Linked DNA regions of Mus musculus: regions 1 and 3 are each linked to region 2. A link is a loop called in an ENCODE intact Hi-C map of the cell type or tissue named here. Cell type or tissue: heart. All regions are shown on one strand. Links, peaks and the distances in the headings refer to the core of each region. The heading gives the core; the rest is flanking DNA. Region 1 overlaps 2610307P16Rik (RIKEN cDNA 2610307P16 gene). Region 2 overlaps 2610307P16Rik (RIKEN cDNA 2610307P16 gene). Region 3 overlaps Sox4 (SRY (sex determining region Y)-box 4).

The links. Hi-C counts contacts between places; a loop is a spot of excess contacts. Peaks named below come from ENCODE experiments on the same cell type or tissue, not always from the same donor. Only the 100,000 strongest peaks of a DNase experiment are listed, where the experiment ranks them.
Region 1: a loop joins it to region 2, with 2.5 times the contacts of the local background. A loop is called at or near these places in 2 of 42 quality-filtered maps.
Region 3: it touches region 2 in a loop (4-fold over the local background); 9 of 42 quality-filtered maps call a loop at or near these places.

Annotation. Positions count from the first base shown.
Region 1 is chr13:28,504,979-28,510,802 of GRCm38, reverse strand. All of the region lies in intron 7 of 2610307P16Rik (RIKEN cDNA 2610307P16 gene), which reads left to right. It also overlaps the pseudogene Gm6081. Among named protein-coding and RNA genes, the nearest start is that of Gm40841, 86 kb to the right of the region's middle. In heart, for the core only: no CTCF peak of the experiment used is centred there; no DNase peak of the experiment used is centred there; H3K27ac peaks cover 807 bases.
Region 2 is chr13:28,715,748-28,721,571 of GRCm38, reverse strand. All of the region lies in intron 3 of 2610307P16Rik (RIKEN cDNA 2610307P16 gene), which reads left to right. Among named protein-coding and RNA genes, the nearest start is that of Mir6368, 7.8 kb to the right of the region's middle. RefSeq lists an enhancer at 2,131-3,926. In heart, for the core only: a CTCF peak has its summit at 3,023; a DNase peak (open chromatin) is centred at 3,081; H3K4me3 peaks cover 771 bases; H3K27ac peaks cover 1,559 bases.
Region 3 is chr13:28,947,547-28,953,370 of GRCm38, reverse strand. Sox4 (SRY (sex determining region Y)-box 4) reads left to right here. Exons shown (of 1, transcript NM_009238.3): 1 at 1-4,452. The coding sequence starts at 350. The coding sequence ends at 1,672. All of the region lies in intron 1 of Gm46405 (a long non-coding RNA gene), which reads left to right. It overlaps Gm46406 (a long non-coding RNA gene), which reads right to left. Exons shown (of 2, transcript XR_001780883.1): 2 at 5,265-5,391. Among named protein-coding and RNA genes, the nearest start is that of Sox4, 3.2 kb to the left of the region's middle. In heart, for the core only: CTCF peaks have their summits at 673, 2,704 and 2,903; DNase peaks (open chromatin) are centred at 680, 1,080, 2,510, 4,680 and 1 weaker place; H3K4me3 peaks cover 4,402 bases; H3K27ac peaks cover 4,266 bases.

The sequences.
Region 1 (5,824 bases), core at 460-5,459, 210 kb after region 2:
GGTCCAGGAATGACAAGACTAGCAAGAAGATCACTATTTCTGACTGTGGATGACTCTAATTCTTTGGACTTGCGGGCTTCTTACCCACCATAACACTCTCTATATATCTCAGAAGAGTGCCCCCACCCCATCTGCTCTCAGTATCCTGAAATCTCTGCTCCCACTGAAGTTCTTGGGGTTCCTTATTTTCCTTTTTCCCCATCTAGCTAGAATGCAGAATTAAGTTTATGATTATGAATAAATGCTAAATAAGAAAAAAAGATAGGCCTTTAGAGATAGCTCAGCAATTAAGAGGACTGGCTACTCTTCCAGAGGTGCCAGGTTTAATTCCCAGCACCCACATGGCAGCTTACAAAAGTCTGTAAGTCCCCTTCCAGGGGAGTGAACTACCTCATGCATACAGGTCAAGCACTAATGTACATAAAATAAAAATAAATATTATTTTAAAAAGTGAAGGATGGAAATGGCACCCTTAGTACATTCTGCGCCTTTTGCAAAGTTTGCTCCTGTGTGTGCTGTCAGTCACGTTACCTGCTTTCCCCTGCTGCTTCATGTTCTGATGTATGTGATTTGTATCAATATATGTCCACAGTCACTCTTTGAACACTCAAACTGGCTAAGTTGTGGAATACAGAACAAACTCAAGGTCATTGTGTGTGCAGGAGAAAATATACTGTTAGGGGAGACATACTCTCTATCTGGAGATAATTGTCTAATGCATAAAATCAAAAGCTGTAGTATATGCATAGGCATAATGCCTGCCAAGGCACATTCGTGTCAACCCTGTGGTAGCACATGCAAGAGACTTAACTATAAAATTGCTTTATCAGGAAGTGATTTCTAATGGGTTTCTGTTAGAAATATCTAAAAGGTGCCAGGGTGATCACATGTATGTTAGCAATAATGTATAATGAAACACCATGTTTCACATGGTGTATTAACATGGAATAAATTTCATGTAACTGTGTTTTTTTCTTACATTTATTCATTTGTGCATTTGTTTTATGTGAATGTGGGCATATACATACTTGGAGTACTTCTTTGGATTCCAGAGGGCAAGTTGTGGGTGTTGGTTTTCTCCTCCTACCGTGTGGGGTTCCAGGTATGGAACTCAGGTTGTCAGGCTCGGTCACAAGTACCTCAACCCACTGGTCAGTCTTTTCAGCTTTGCCCTGTTTTCCTGAATCCAGCACACCCTGTGTGTATGCATTTGTTTACATGTAGGTATTAGGAACCATTTGGGAGTCTATGTAAACCTGAAAGTTGCTATTGCAAGATTATTTAATGTTATTTTCTCTATATATTCCTAGCAATGTAATAGTAGCCATTTAGTAACGGTACTAAATACAGAAACGTGCCAACATGAGATTAATCTATTATCAGTATATTCTTTACGTGTTACCTAGGAATATTCATCAAGGTTTGAGAAAGAGCCTCTTTTTCTTCCTTCCTCCCCTCCTTTCCTCTTTGCTTTCTTCTTGTTTCTTGATATAACTTTTTAACAGACAGTGTCATTAGCTGTTGATTGATAAATTTAGCAGACTTTTGTCTACGTGTTGATGCTGGGTACTACCAAGGGCCCATCAAATGTGCTCTTCCTGTGCAAATTGTTGAATCAATTCACCATCAGTGTGGTTTTATCGCACAGGGCTAACAATATTGATAGGAAAACAATCTGGGCCCATGAGAAGGAAGGTTTAACAGCACCATTTTGTTTTATCTTTTCTCGGGAGTGTTTTATGCACTCTGCCTTGTCTCCCATTGTTAACTTTTCCTGTAGTGTTGGTAGTTGACAACTCCAGTTGTCTGGTCTGGAAACCTGAAAGCAAATATGGAAGCCATTGGGGTAGACCTGACACTGTTAATGAAAACTTTAAAGAATACTTAAAAGTTGATCCACAAGAGCTTTCAAAAGTTGACCTTGCCTTATTTTGTGGGCTTTGTGCTATGAAACTCAATCTCAGTTTAATGTTCAGCAGGTGTTCTAAGGAGAGTCCCTACAAGAACTGAAGACTACAGTATGATGAATACAGTGTCCACCCATCTGGGAGGGCGAGACTAGACATCAATAGGACTCTGGGGTTCTGATTGTTTCATGGTATGACAGGAAAGGTTCAGGCTGATGTAGGGATGGCTGTGCAGTAATGACATGTTTCTGATGTCCAGACTTTTTTTTTTTTTCTTAAATGATCTTGGAAATGAAACATCGTAATGCCTTCTCAACCTAATAGCCTCATGTGCTGCATGAGATTGAAAGTTTAAAATTCTAGTCTGACTCACCCATGTTTCCAAAATGAAGACATGTTTCATGAGTGCAGTTATAAAAATAGCAAAAATTCTTGAAAAGAAGCATTTGGTCTGGGTCAGCCTGAGTTTGCCAAATTCTCTCCCCCTCTCTCTATTTCCATCCTCCAGTGAATCCAGAGAGTGAGCCCGTCGTCCCCAACTCCTGCAGCCTGGCTGTGATTTCATGGGAAAATTAGTCTTCACTGTGGCCTTTTCCTGTCCTCCTCTCCTGTTAAGGCAGATATGGTGCCATTAAGTAATTGCCTTGGGACAATCTGAAATATAAACAGGGAGAAAAAGACTCTGTGCTGTTCCTGAGGCAGGAGTGGTAAAAACACTAATTCAAGCAACCACTTGCCCTTCAAATCTAAAAAAGAAAGCTTGGGAGTAGAGCGGGCTGTAGAACAATGTGTCTTCGGGCAGACTAATCTAATCACACACAGAAGCAGCCTGCTTTCTAGCTTGCTGGACCACCTCCACCCTATAGTCTCTCGTGGAACAATGGATAAAGTACAGTATTTAGAGCGATTTGTTGAATCTTACTGTCTGATTTTGGCAAGTGCCAAGGAAACACAGAATATATCTTGGATGTCTTGAGCCTTCCTGGGAGGAGGCTGGAGTTTCCCCAGAGAGGCCACTTCCCACGGTGGGAAACTGGCTCAGTAGATAGCTCTGTAGGAATGTATACTTTAGAGTGCACTTAGCATGCTTCAGGATTCTGCAGCCACCATAACAGGTCTTAGACAGTTCAGGATCTCCAGAGGTCCAGTTTCTAATTTCTCTTATGTCAGTGTCCGTCATTGCCTCCTGAAGGGCTGCAAATTTACAATCCACTTTTCCTGTTACATTGTGGTCCAAGTTCCCTAGCACTAAAATATCCAGTTTGTGTATCAGAAGAGAGCTTGTGTGTGTGTGTGTGTGTGTGTGTGTGTGTAGATGAGAGAGGGCTGTCCATGAACCCCCTATGTAACTGAGTATGACCTCAAATTGCTCATCTTTTTGCCTTCTCCATCTGAAGACTGTGAATACACATATGTCCCACCCTTCTCAATTCATTCGGTGCTGGGGGATTTAACCTGGACATCACTGCATGCTGGGTAATCACTGTACCAGCTGAGCTTCATCTCCAGACAGACTTCTGTCGTATTTGTAATTATCATGTGAGGTCATTAGTAAACCCACAACCCACTGAAATTTTCTCATGCCCCTTCCCCCCTCCCTTTATTTTGGTCCTTCAAAAATCACTTCCGAAAGCATTTAATCTTTCTGTAGTTCAGATCTGCCAATGCTTTTCTTCATAGTGTGCAATAATTGTAACAATAGTACATTTCGTTTTGAAATCTCCATGCATGTTTATCATGCTTTCAAACACCTCATACTTATGTTCCTTTTCTGTCCACCCTCTTCCTCCCGGTAACCCCTTTCCTTTCCCTCAGTGGCCCCCTTCTACTTTCAAGTCTGATTTTTAAGCTTAGATACGACACATGACGGCGGGGGGGGGGGGGGGGCGGACATGTAGTAGCTGTTTTTGTGAATTGGGCTTATTTCACCTAATATAAAAATCTCCAATCCCACTCGTTTTCCTACAAATAACAAATATTCATTCTAATTTTTCTGTATAAATAAAACTCAATTCTATATAGATACATTTTTATTATGTATTCATTTGTTGGCAGAATCTAGGCTGTTTAAATAACTTGGTTCTACGACTATAGTTTCAGAAAACATCCATGTGCACTGTATGTGTCTCTGTCTTGTGTCCATGTAGAGTCCTTGAGTTATATACCTAGAAGATGTATTACTGTGGCGCGTAATAATTCTGTTTTTACTTTAGTTTCTTTAAGGTCTTCCATACTGATTTCTATTGTAGTCAGACGAATTCCCATTCTCATCAACAGTATTTAAGGGTCTTCTCCAGTCACCTCCTATGTCCTTTCTATGTTTTCTTGATAGTGGCATCTATATTGAAAATAAAGATAAAACATTTAGAGAGTCATGTTATAACCCTGTACTTAAAAACATGGCTAAAATAACTATCATTATTGGGAGAGCAAAACAGGTCAATTCCTTTCAGCTTTATGCATCTGACATACAATAGTTTTTATTAAAACAGAGTCAAAAATCTTAGCAGGGTGTTACCTCACATCTTGTTGCATGGTTCTTTAATGTGAATCAAGTTCTACATCTGGCTTATGTAGTTAAGAAATTAGTTATCCATGATGTTGCATGGCTTTAATCCCAGCACTCAGTATGCAGAGGCAGGGTCAGGCAGGTCCTTGAGCTTAAGGACAATGTGGTCTACAAAGAATACTCTAGGACTGCCAGGGCGACACAGTGAAGTCCTACCTCGGAAAACAAAATGGAAGTTATTTAATCTGTTTTTGCCGTATCTATAGGATGTTGGTGGAAACATGAAGCTCAGAGGGATTTCTAGACTATGTTTGTACTGATTGGCAGGAGAGTGACAGTAGTCACAGTGTGCAGCTGTCTGGCACTCAGCAGGGTTTCCTTCCTATGAATGCTTTCGAGACTCATGGACCAACAGTAACTTGCTCCTGTTAGCTAAGATCTACATTTTATTTTGATTTTTCTACTTTCGTTAGTTTTCAGGATGTGTTCCTGAGTCTCGTGAGTAGCACATGGCAGTTGTTGTCACCTTGGGCTGAGCCGTGAAGATTCTCACCCTCCCTTGTTGGGGATGAACTCCGGGATTCTAAGGAGAGGTCAGCAGGTGTTTCACAGACTGTTCCTGTTGGAGGATTTGTCTGATACTCTTCTCCTGATTAGTCTGGGCTCTACATTTCCCCAAGGGTGAGTATGGAGGCAAACACTGTTTTCTTTCTTTTTGTTTTAAACAATGTTTGTATTTATTCGTTGAGAACTTCATACAATGTATTTTGATCTTATACTTTCCCCTCGTTTAATTTCTCCCTGGCCTCCACCATAACCCTCACCAACCAACTTCACGGTCTTTCTCTCTCTTAAAAACAAGTCAAATCAACAAAAGCATGGAGAATGTTTTGTGTTGGCTACTACCCCTGAGCATGGGGCCTGCCATGAAAGTGTGGTTGATATAGGCATTGTCACTCTACTGAAGAAAACTGATTTCCCTTCTGTAAGGAACTTTCATTACAAATCACTTTTTGGTTGGGGGCTGGGGGTCACTTTGTAGGCAGTTCCTCTTCTTCATGCTAGAATTTTGTCTGCCTTGAGTTTCTGTAGGTCTTGTGTATGCGATGTCACTGCCTCTGAGTTCATATTAGAAGCAGCATCTTATCTACTTCATGCACATACTGTTACCTTGATACTGTTACTCTGGATGTTGGCCATCATCACCCGGCTGAAGCCCTATGGTCATGGTTTTCTATTGTGAAGTCCCTATTTCTCTCTCTCTTTTTCCATGATGAAAACCTTTGGAAGGAAGTCACTGCACTCGCTCATTACAACGGTTGGCAGGCTTAAATGAGATGTTGAATCCACTGGCTCCAAACCCAGGGCTTCAGAAACTCTCACTAACATTAGTTATCTCTGTAGCTGC
Region 2 (5,824 bases), core at 543-5,542:
TTTAAGCAGGTGTTTAAACAGATGCCATGCTACACTCCTTTCTCATGCCTCCTAGAATTTGAAATGCACTCTCCATTTCTGTTGACATGGATTGTTGATTCGAGACTGAATAGAAATGTTCTTGCCACACCTCCTAGGAGGCTCCAGGTTAGTGGCTAGCCACTCGTGTATATGAAGGTTTTGTTGTCTTGACCCGTTCCTTGGGTTCATGGGCAATCCTGGCCTTCACAGATCTGGTAGGACGGTAGGCTGAGTTACAATGCTCAAGTCAGTCTGGGGTTGACTTGGGATTAACTAGGACTAGATCAACTTTTCTTCTCTAAACTACATTGCGGGTTAGGAAATGTAGTAGGAACCAGAGAATAACTTAAAACAATACAGTGGTCACTAGCATCCATTTCTCGTGTAAGGCGTTCCCCAACTCCTTCTTTTGTGCACAAGTCTGTTATTTTTCAGTGTTTAGGGCTTTCCCAGTGAAGCCTAGACTGTGCTCCATGGTGAAGGACTGTGCAGACCCTCTGGAGGGCCTTGGCAAGCCTTGCAGGGAGTAGTGGTACAGGTCCTAGCCATTTCCCCAACCCTGTCGTTACTGTTGAGCATTCTCAGAAAACGGTCTGCGAGGGAGGGAGCGCCTCCATGAGCCTCCCCTCCCCCATCGCCTTTCGAAAACTTTTCCAGTTTGGCTGCTGAATGAAAGCAGGAACTTTATTTAGAAGTGAGGAGGGGAGGGGAACGCAGCTCTGGGTTGACACCCTTCTGGTGCTTATCCATAAATATGAAATGGTGTTAGAACACCAGACACCAGAGAGCTTTCCGATTGGCTGCTGGTGATGTCATCTTGTCATTAATGCTGTGCTCAGAAAATAAACTGATCTGCCTGTTTTCTCCCCCTACCCCTTATTTAAAAAAAAAAAAAAAAGAAGAAGAAAAGAAAGAAAAAAGGAAAAAAAGAACCCTGAAATGTATGAAATCCATTTTGTCATCTAAAAGGAGGCACTTCAGTTAGGACATTTTGAACGAATTATTATATTTCTCATGTGCTCTGTCCTTTTGGCCTTCACTTGAATACTGCCGTAATCACCCACAGGCATTCAGTCTGTCGCATCCTGTTGCTTTAAGAGGAAGACAGACGCTTTGCAACACCTGGGCACCACAGTTGACATTTGCAGACACTAAGTGCTAATGCAGAAGATAGGAATTCCTTCCTGTCAGCCTTGCCACATCCGAGTGTGCTGAGAGCCAAGGTTGGCACTTGCAAGGCTTGAAACAAGGGGTGGGTAATCGAAAGTACTTCTATAAAACGTGTGTGTGTGTGTGTGTGTGTGCGCGCATGTGTGCACGAGCGCACATAGTGTATTATGCATATGTGCATATTTGTGTGTATCTTTGTATATGAGTATGTGCAAGTGTGTGCGGGTATGATGTAGACATGGGTGTTTTTATTAGTCTTCACATTATTTTTTTCACTGTCTCTTACTATACCTGGAACCCCATGATTTGGCTGTGCTTCCTGGCACCAAGCACCAGGTCTCGTCCTGTTTCTCCCTCTCCAACAATGGACTTATAGCAGTAGCATACTTCCAGGTTTGGCTTTATATATCGGTGCTGGGGAACCCAAACTCAGATCCTCATGTTGGCACATATAATACTTTACTAACTGGGCCATCTCCTTGCCCTTTAACATTGATTTCTTAAATCATAATTTTCTTAGTCTGACTCGGCTGCCTTTTGTGTGTTGTCAGTCAAATCTTAATGAGTCTGCCTTTGCACCTTGCTGATCTGGGATGTTTATTTACAGACGCGTGTTGAGTGGGAGGAACACACTTGTGACATGTCCTAGGTGTGTATAGGAAAAACCCAATGGTATTCTGGGTACCTAGGAGTGATGCTCTCAGAAGGGAAGCTACTCCCTGGCATTTCTCTAACCACTGAATTGAGTTTGGATGTTTGGGGGTTTGAGACAGTTAGACAACCAACCCTTCATCCCTACTGGTTCTGTATTTATATTTATAACCATTTCCATTAACCATTGGGAAGACTTGTGTATAGCTATAGCTCCTTCAGTTGAATACAGAACTGTCTTTTAAAAGGAAAGTCACGATTCTCTATTGTTATAAAGTTTGCTTGAATAAATGGCCTTCTCCTTTTCTGTAATATTTTACTTTGCTCGTGAGTGATCATAATAATGTATCTCCCTGTATGTCTGGGACTGTTGAATCTCACCAGATCCGAACCCAAATGTTATATGACTCCCCGCCATGCCATCTTCAAGCCCTGTCTTCAGTGAAATGTCTTTGGGAGTCTCTTTCACTCCCTGATGAAATGGCTGTCCAAGGTTGTTTTTCCCAAGGTGCAGGCACAGCACTTGAATTAGCAAAAATGTCCTGCCAGCAGGTGCAGCTCATCGCAGCAGTGCAGCCCTGGCTCAGGTTCCAGTGGCTCAGGTTCCAGGGAGCTGCCGGATTCCTTTTCAAGTGTCCCCTCATTTTCACAAGGTTAGAAACCATAGATTTAGCAATCTCTGGGGGTCAAAGGGAAAAGGGGGAGACAATGAGTCTCATTCATCCTTAGACGCTCTAATGAGTCATGGGGACGGTCTCTTTTCCAGGTTAGAGCTGTGTCTCTCTGGCAGGCTGTAATTATCTGTGAGCTGAGACACGAAGTGATATCAACACACAAAAGCATTTCAGGAATAGGTTTTTTGAAGATGAATCACCCAAGTCCATGTCCTGCTCAGCCTTTTTTTTTTTTTTTTTTTTTTTTTTTCTGAGGGGCTGTCTGGCTCCCTCTGCCTGGCTCCCACTTGATCATGTGACAGCTGTTTGCAGACTAAATGAAAGAAGCCATCATTCAGTGGCAGGAAACCTAATCCTGGACAGGTGCAGTTTGAGTAAAGACTCTGGGCCTGAAGGGCAGGGCCTTTGCAAAGTCCCCAGCTTTTGCAGATGGTGGGTGTGGGAGGAGCAGGATTCGATTCCCACAGTCCCATCTGCGGCCCCTAGACTGTCCTTCCCGGGGAGAGGCCTATCCTTTGTCCAGATATTGCTGAACTTTTGAACCCAAGTACACTCCACAACATTTGGGAGGCTGTGTTCACGCCTCACCCTCAGATAAAGCTGCCGCAAACTGAAGGAAACAGTAGCCAGACCCGTTTTCCTCTTCCTCCAGTGATGTGAGGGAGCTAATTAGAAATCAGCCGTCCAGCCGCTTCCTCCCCTTGTACTTGGGTTCTTTTTTCCCCTAAAAGATGCTTATAGACACGAACAAAGGCCGGATGCCGTATTAGGCCTTCTCATTAAGTGCTCCCTGTCAGATGTGTCTGGTTTACACACCACTTTTTCCTTCTGCCCAGGCCAAATGGGATCCCAATGGGTGTTAGAACCCCTCCCCCCATCAAGTTGTATTTTTCAATGTCTGAAACTGCCCCTCAAAAAAGAAAAAGGAAAACCTGCCACATTGCAGTTTTCTTTGTTCTCAATTACTGATGGCTATTGAGAACTAACTCAGGCGCCAGGTGTGTAGACACCACATTATCACACCTAAATCTTTGCGCACTTGGCAAACACTGAGACTGCCTACACCCTCAGATGAAGCGTTTGTGGGAGAAAACGAACAAATAGCCAGATAGACAGCATTAATAGAGAAATATGGAGAGAAAGGATAAGAATTGAGAGTAGTCTGGGCTAGAACCCAATCTATTTGAAGGAAAGAAATGATTAGGGTGGGAGTGCGGGCATGAAGCATTTGCTAAGCAGTCTACTGCTCTGAATAGATCCCTAAGTTCCTGTGGCTTGGAGATCAAAACTTAGAAATCCACAATTATACCACATAGATTCTCCCTAGTCTATATTTAGTATATAATCTCTACACTTTGGCTACATATGGCCTTGAGCTCCTCTTAAGAGCTAAAAATGCAAGTTGCTGCCGCCCACTCTGTCCCAAATCAGGATGGCACATAATTGCATCAGGGATCTTGCTTTGAGGAAGGAGGTGGAGATCAAGTCATCAGTGGGCAGCTTCCCCTCCCCCCAACCCCCATGAGCACCCTTAGAAGAAGCTCAATATGCAAGATAAATGTATGAATGATGTCTCTGTAAGAATTCATTTATCCCTTCACGACTTCAGTAGACCATCTCGTGGGGGTACTTGAAAGTTGGAGCGAGATTCACACTAGAAGTAAACGCTCATCATGAAATGGACACGAGATGCTAAACAGCAAGAACAGATGGGCTTGACTGTCAGAACTGTCCGAACATCTACTGTCGGAAAGGAAGACAGTAGAAAGCCCAGTGGCTTGCTGATCTCTTTGAACTGGAGTTGGAGGGATTTGAAAGTGAAATGCTTCCGAAGGCACGTGGGTTTGAACACTTGCTCCCCAACTGGTGCCCAGCTATCTTTGGGAAGGCAATAGAACCCTTAGGAGGTGGTGTCTCACTGGAGGAAGTGGGCCGCTGGAAGCTGGGCTTGAGGCTTGATTATCTAAACCTGCTTTCTATTTACTGTTTACATGACTTCAAAGATGCAGTGTGACCATCTGCCTCCCTAAACTGTAAGCCAAGGTAAACCTCTCTGTCCTTAAGGCGCCTTTTGTTGGTCATTTTTGTTATAGAAACAAGAAAGCTAACTAATGGGAGTTACCGTGTAAAAACTCTCAAAACCATAATTTAGGAAAGCATCCATTTGCTGACCCTACCATCTTGGATTCTTTGTGCACAGCTAGGAAGGCATAGAGCGTTGGCAGTAGATTTGAAATGCAGATGGTGACAGGCAGAAGGATTCTGAGGCTGAGGAGGTGATTCAGGGAAGTCATGAACCAAGGAAGTGGCAGGGCTTTGCTAGCACAGACCAAAGGAGCCATGTGGCAATTTGGGGTGGGGTGGTGGGGTGGAGGGGCCTGGCTTTAAATTGATTTATTGAGCACAGTGTGTTGTATCCTGTGTTGTGACACAAGTGTGCAAAGCAAGATTCCCCTCTGAGACAGAATAGAAATCTGTACCACTGCTCAGTGTATTGTAGGGGTTGGGAAGTGGGATGGGAAACTCTGAGCACAATTCTCAAAAGAGCCCAGAAGAGCTTTGGATAGCAGCTGGCTTTGAAGAAACCTTCAAGGGAAGGTAATATCTAAACTGGTGTGCCGAAGGGGGCTAGAGGTTTGTTTGTTTGTTGTTTTTAACATTTTAAACATTTTTCCTTCCCAGGGGTAAAAAAAAATGGAAGAGTGGTAAAGTACCTGGAGAGAGTGTGAAGTGAGAGAGCATGGGTGGGGGGTGGGACGGGATGGAGTAGCAGACAGAGATACCTTTAGTCAGGGCTGGGTTTCCCCCTAATTCATTTGTTTGCTAAGCAAAAGCATCTAGAATTTATGGGGTGGCCAATCCTTCTCCCATCAAATGAGACAGTCGTAAGGATGTTGCACCTTCTGCTTGGACCAGGAGGGCTGTGCTCAGTTTCATCCCCCATAGAGAATAAGCTCTCTGAGGGTGGATGACCACTTTCAGAAGTGACTCCTATCCTGTGAGACAACAGTAGGCACTAAAAACTAATTAAAAGGTGCTTACTATTTACCTCATTAAATAGAATACTGTCTCTGAGAATATTTGTACACATTATTTTTGTCTTCTAATAACGAGAAATGGGGAATTAAAAACTAATAAAGAGCAATTTGTTAGCTCCTCCTTCATCTTTTCTCCCTTGCCACATACTCTCGCTATACTCCATATCCAAACATTACTCTTTCTTCTTGGACCCTAGCCTCAAACAGTAAAGTCCCCAATATCAAATAATACTGAAGTTGTGATGGTTCTTGGAACCAAGCTTATTGAAA
Region 3 (5,824 bases), core at 537-5,536, 230 kb before region 2:
TGAGCTACCGCGAGCTCTCGTGAACTGCAATCGACTGCTTCAGGGAAAGGGGTGGGGGAAAGACTTGCCCCGGAGGCGGCGAGAAACTTGCGTTTGGAAGATACTCCGGCTACCAACGTTTGGAGAAACTCCTCGCCGCGGCCGACTCCAGCCTCGGTGCCCGCAGGGAGCACTTCAGCGGTGAGGGAGGACGGAGGGCCTCGGGGACTCTAGGTTGGCGGCGGGAGGCGGCCGCCCCTGGCCCGCGCGCCGCTCAGGGGACCCTGGTCTCCGCCCCGGGGAGCCCGCAGGGCCCGGCGACCGCGCCGCGAGCGTGTGAGCGCGCGTGGGCGCCCGGCAAGCCGGGGCCATGGTACAACAGACCAACAACGCGGAGAACACTGAGGCTCTGCTGGCCGGGGAGAGCTCGGACTCGGGCGCCGGCCTGGAGCTGGGCATCGCGTCCTCCCCGACGCCTGGCTCCACCGCGTCGACGGGCGGCAAGGCGGACGACCCCAGCTGGTGCAAGACGCCCAGTGGCCACATCAAGCGGCCCATGAACGCCTTTATGGTGTGGTCGCAGATCGAGCGGCGCAAGATCATGGAGCAGTCGCCCGACATGCACAACGCCGAGATCTCCAAGCGGCTAGGCAAACGCTGGAAGCTGCTCAAGGACAGCGACAAGATTCCGTTCATCCAGGAGGCGGAGCGGCTGCGCCTCAAGCACATGGCTGACTACCCTGACTACAAGTACCGGCCGCGAAAGAAGGTGAAGTCGGGCAACGCGGGCGCGGGATCGGCGGCCACAGCCAAGCCAGGGGAGAAGGGCGACAAGGTCGCGGGCAGCAGCGGCCACGCGGGAAGCAGCCACGCGGGGGGTGGCGCGGGCGGCAGCTCCAAGCCCGCGCCCAAGAAGAGCTGTGGCCCCAAGGTGGCGGGCAGCTCGGTCGGCAAGCCCCACGCTAAGCTGGTCCCGGCGGGCGGCAGCAAGGCGGCTGCATCGTTCTCTCCAGAGCAAGCTGCCCTGCTGCCCCTGGGGGAGCCCACGGCCGTCTACAAGGTGCGGACTCCCAGTGCGGCCACTCCGGCCGCCTCCTCCTCGCCGTCCAGTGCGCTGGCCACCCCAGCCAAACACCCTGCCGACAAGAAAGTGAAGCGCGTCTACCTGTTTGGAAGCCTGGGCGCTTCGGCGTCTCCCGTCGGGGGCCTGGGAGCGAGCGCCGACCCCAGTGATCCACTGGGGTTGTACGAAGATGGAGGCCCGGGATGCTCGCCCGATGGCCGGAGTCTGAGCGGCCGCAGCAGCGCAGCATCATCGCCAGCCGCCAGCCGATCGCCCGCTGACCACCGCGGCTACGCCAGCCTACGCGCAGCCTCGCCCGCCCCGTCCAGCGCGCCCTCGCACGCGTCCTCCTCGCTCTCCTCGTCCTCTTCCTCCTCCTCGGGCTCTTCGTCGTCCGACGACGAGTTCGAAGACGACCTGCTCGACCTGAACCCCAGCTCAAACTTTGAGAGCATGTCCCTGGGCAGTTTCAGCTCCTCATCGGCGCTCGATCGGGACCTGGATTTTAACTTCGAACCCGGCTCAGGCTCCCACTTCGAATTCCCGGACTATTGCACGCCCGAGGTGAGCGAGATGATCTCGGGAGATTGGCTGGAGTCCAGCATCTCTAACCTGGTCTTCACCTACTGAAGGGAGCGCGGGCCGGGGAGAAGGTGGGCCAAGAGGCAGGAGAGGAGAGAGGGAAAAAAGAAAACAAAAAACAAACAAACAAAAAAACAAACAAAAAAATGTTAAAAAGAAGAAGAAAGAAAGAAACAGAAAAAAAATGAGTTAAAAAGAATAGATGGAGAGTAGAAGGAGAAAGGGGAAAAGAAAAGGAAGAAAAAGTGCATAGAGCTGGCCTGGAACACGTCCCGCCGTTGGAGAAGGAGCGCGGGGGCGTTAGTGGACCCGCGCTCCCATCCCCCACTCTCAGGGCTGGGGACTCGAAGGAGGCGGAGAGTAGACGGGGGCGACCTTTTTTTGTTGTTGTTATTGATGTTGGTGGTGGCTAAAAAAGCTACTTCGAGTTTCCTCCCCAATTTTGCTTGAAGAGACTCCCCCCCACCCCACCCTTCCAACGAGCTTCCGGACTTGGTTGCACCCCCAGCAAGAAAAGAAGCCAAGCAAAGCTTCTAAAGACCGAAGGAATCTTTCCCTCACCCCCACCCCCTCGCCTTGGTGATTTCTTGTTTGATTTTGCCTCATGGTCAAGAAAGGAGGGGGAAAATCCAGCGTGCCCCATCTCCTACCCACCCCCTCTTTGTATTCTCTTTGTATTTTTCCCCTTCTTAAAATTTCTTTTTCTGCAATGAAGACAGAAAGAAGGCTCTGGGGTGATGCGTTTGGCATTTGTGTTGAGCTTAGGGGAGCATTGGCATGGAGAAACTCCACGCTGGCGAAGTCCCGGGCTGGGCTTTCTCCTCCTCCCCCCACCTTTTTTCCCCTTGTCCTTGCAGCTGGAGATGTGCTGGGAGTAGCAGGCCAGCCTCGGAAATGGACATGGGGACCTCGTGGAAGCCACAGCAACCTGGTTGGGGATGCAGAAGGACCCGGAGCACAGAGGGCGTTGGGGTTCCCGGGCCTCCGCCTGGGGTCTGTGCAAAAATAAAGAATTAAAAAAAAAAAAAAAATCAGAGAGGTGAGGCTACCCAGAGCCGGCGGGAGGACAGGAGACTGTGGGATGTGGTCCAGGGGCCGCGGAGTGGTTTGGGGGGGAAAAGAGATTTTTTTCTTCTCTTAATGGGAATCGTGATGGTGTTGAGTTATTTCACTGGTGGGGTTAATATAGCATGTTATCCTGTCTATCTTTTGAAGATTTCTGTATAAGACTGTTGAGCAGTTTTTAAAATAGTGTAGGATAATATAAAAAGCGGATAGATGGCGCTATGTTTGATTCCTACAACGAACCGATCACCAGCTCCTTTTCATTTTTAACTCTTTAAAAGGATTCAAACGCAACTCAAATCTGTGCTGGACTTTTGAAAAACCACAATTCAGGACCAAATTTTTTCTCCGTGTGTGTTTATTCCTTATAGGTGTAATTGAGAAGACCCGTTTATTTTTACCCCCTCACGGACTCTCCATCTTTGTATTTTTTTTTCCCTTGTAAATGTAATCAGATGCCATTTTATATGTGGACGTATTTATACTGGCCAAACAGTTTTCTTATTTTGTCCCCCCTTTTTTTCCCTTTTCATTTGCTTTCTTGTCTTTTAACCTCGTTTCTTTATCTTCTTTTTTATTTTCTTTCTTTTTCTTCGTTTTTTTTTTTTTTCTAGTGTTGTTACCCACGCCATTTTACGTCTCCTTCACTGAAGGGCTAGAGTTTTAACTTTTAATTTTTTATATTTAAATGTAGACTTTTGACACTTTTAAAAAACAAAAAATGACAAGAGAGATGAAAACGTTTGATTATTTTCTCAGTGTATTTTTGTAAAAAATATATAAAGGGGGTGTTAATCGGTGTAAATCGCTGTTTGGATTTCCTGATTTTATAATAGGGTGGCTGGTTAATATCTCACACAGTTTGAAAAATCAGCCCCTGGTTTCTCCATGTTTACACTTCAATCTGCAGGCTTCTTAAAGTGACAGTATCCCTTAACCTGCCACCGGTTTCCACCTTTCAACCCCCTGGTCTTATAAGGGGAGGAGAGTTCAGCCCAGCACCATAATGCTTTAAAAAAAAAAATTTTTTTTTTTTAACGAATTGCTGTTCTGTCCAGAGGTTTTTAAAACTGGTGCATTCACAGCAAAAAGGGATTCTGTAGCTTTAACTTGTAAACCACATCTTTTTTGCACTTTTTTTTATAAAGCAAAAACGTGCCGTTTAAACCACTGGATCTATCTAAATGCCGATTTGAGTTCGCGACACAATGTACTGCGTTTTCATTCTTGTATTTGACTATTTAATCCTTTCTACTTGTCGCTAAATATAATTGTTTCAGTCCTATGGCATGGTGATAGCATATGTGTTCAGGTTTATAGCTGTTGTGTTTAAAGATTGAAAAAAGTGGAAAACATCTTTGTACATTTAAGTCTGTATTATAATAAGCAAAAAGATTGTGTGTATGTATGTTTAATATAACATGACAGGCACGAGGACGCCTGCCTTTTAAGAGGCAGTTCCGTTAAGGGTTTTTGTTTTAAAACTCTTTTTTTTCCTTTCTTTTTTTATTTCTTTTTTTTTAACCATCCATCCTGTGCAATATGCCGTGTAGAATATTTGTCTTAAAATTCAAGGCCACAAAAAAAAGCAAAAAAAAAAAAACAAAAAAAAAAACAAAAAACAATATTTGGGGGAAGAGAAAAAGAAAAAAAATCATGCCAGCTAATCCTGTCCGTCACTGCCTGTCAGGTTGTTCCTATATACCTTCTGTAAATAACTTTTTTTGAGAAGGAAATAAAATCAGCTGGAACTGAACCCTAAATCTTGACTTTTGTCATCCTTATTCCTGGGATCTCTCCTTTCACTGCAGGCTGCTGCTTTGCTGCTTTGCAGCTTCGCGGTGGCATGGAAGCTGGTGCTGATTCAGTTAAGCCATCTTAATGGCAAACCCTAAGTTCCTCTTGGCCAGATTTCGCAGGCCTGACCCCGAGTGATGGCATTGGCCACGTGTGTGTCAACCCTCCCTCCGCACGCCAGCCTTCGAGGAATTCTCTGCGTCTACTGTACATCAGCAGGCACCCTTTGTCTGGAAATTGCAAAGAGGGGGGAGGGGCAGGCTTCTCTGCTCTCAATCCAGCCGGCAGGCTGAACTTTTTTAAATGTATTTTTTGCTTTTGTGTCTCTAAGCCACCATCCCCTTTACACACCAAGATTTGTTTTGCACAGACCAAGAAGAACAAATGAGCCTGTTAAATTATTAGGTCTTCTAGGAGAAAAGCCTTCCATAGTTACAAGATGGGAAAACCAAAATCAACTTAGGCTTGCTTTGTTGGGGTGGGGTGGAGGAGTCCCCTTAAATGCAAAGGTCAGTAGGGTGTGGTGTAATCCAAGTACTTGAGAGGCAGGCCAGGCTCAAGGATCCTGAGTTTAAGGCCTGAGTGGACTACTTGATTGAAACTCTGTTTCCAGAACTACCAAAGTTACTATGGCCCTAAGCTGTTCATCTTATGCCCCGCCCAACATGGGCGTCACTGTGAGTAAAATATAGCCTACCTGCTCACCACTGGAATGACAGGCCAAGTAGGAGAGTGTAGATTTTTATAGGCACCAGACACAGCATTAGTGAAGCCTGCATGCAGCTGGACAGTAGTCGGTGTTTATTTTAGAGATCAACGGTCTCCATGGGCAAATAGAAGTATCTTCCCTTCCCAAGGCTCATCTTCACAAATGTGTGCTTTCCATGTTTCCTAGTCTTTCCGCCCTGGAGAGAAAGGGTTAACATGCAGCACTTGGAAACAATCCTTTCTGAGGATCGGAGGCAAGGTGCTTGCATCCTGGGATCACAACAGAAAGAAGACTTAAGGGCCAGTACCGCAAGCATTTTTGCACAGTAAAAAAGCCATTTGCTAGGGGTTGGCTGTGATCAACTTACACTACATACTTGGATGAAGTATTCAAGGGGGGGAAAAACTGAAAAAGCAATTCCCTCTCTAAATACTGTTCTAATATCATTTTTCCCTGAGACCTTGAAACAGTATGGTGTAAATTTTTCTTTTTTAAAAGAGCTTTGGGAAAGAGTTGATATGCTTGTTTAATGGTTGATTATTATGGTGAGGATAATAGAGCATCTTAGGGTCTTGGAGAAGAAAGCCTTTGATAGTTACAAGACGGGGTGGGGGTGGGGATGACTTAGG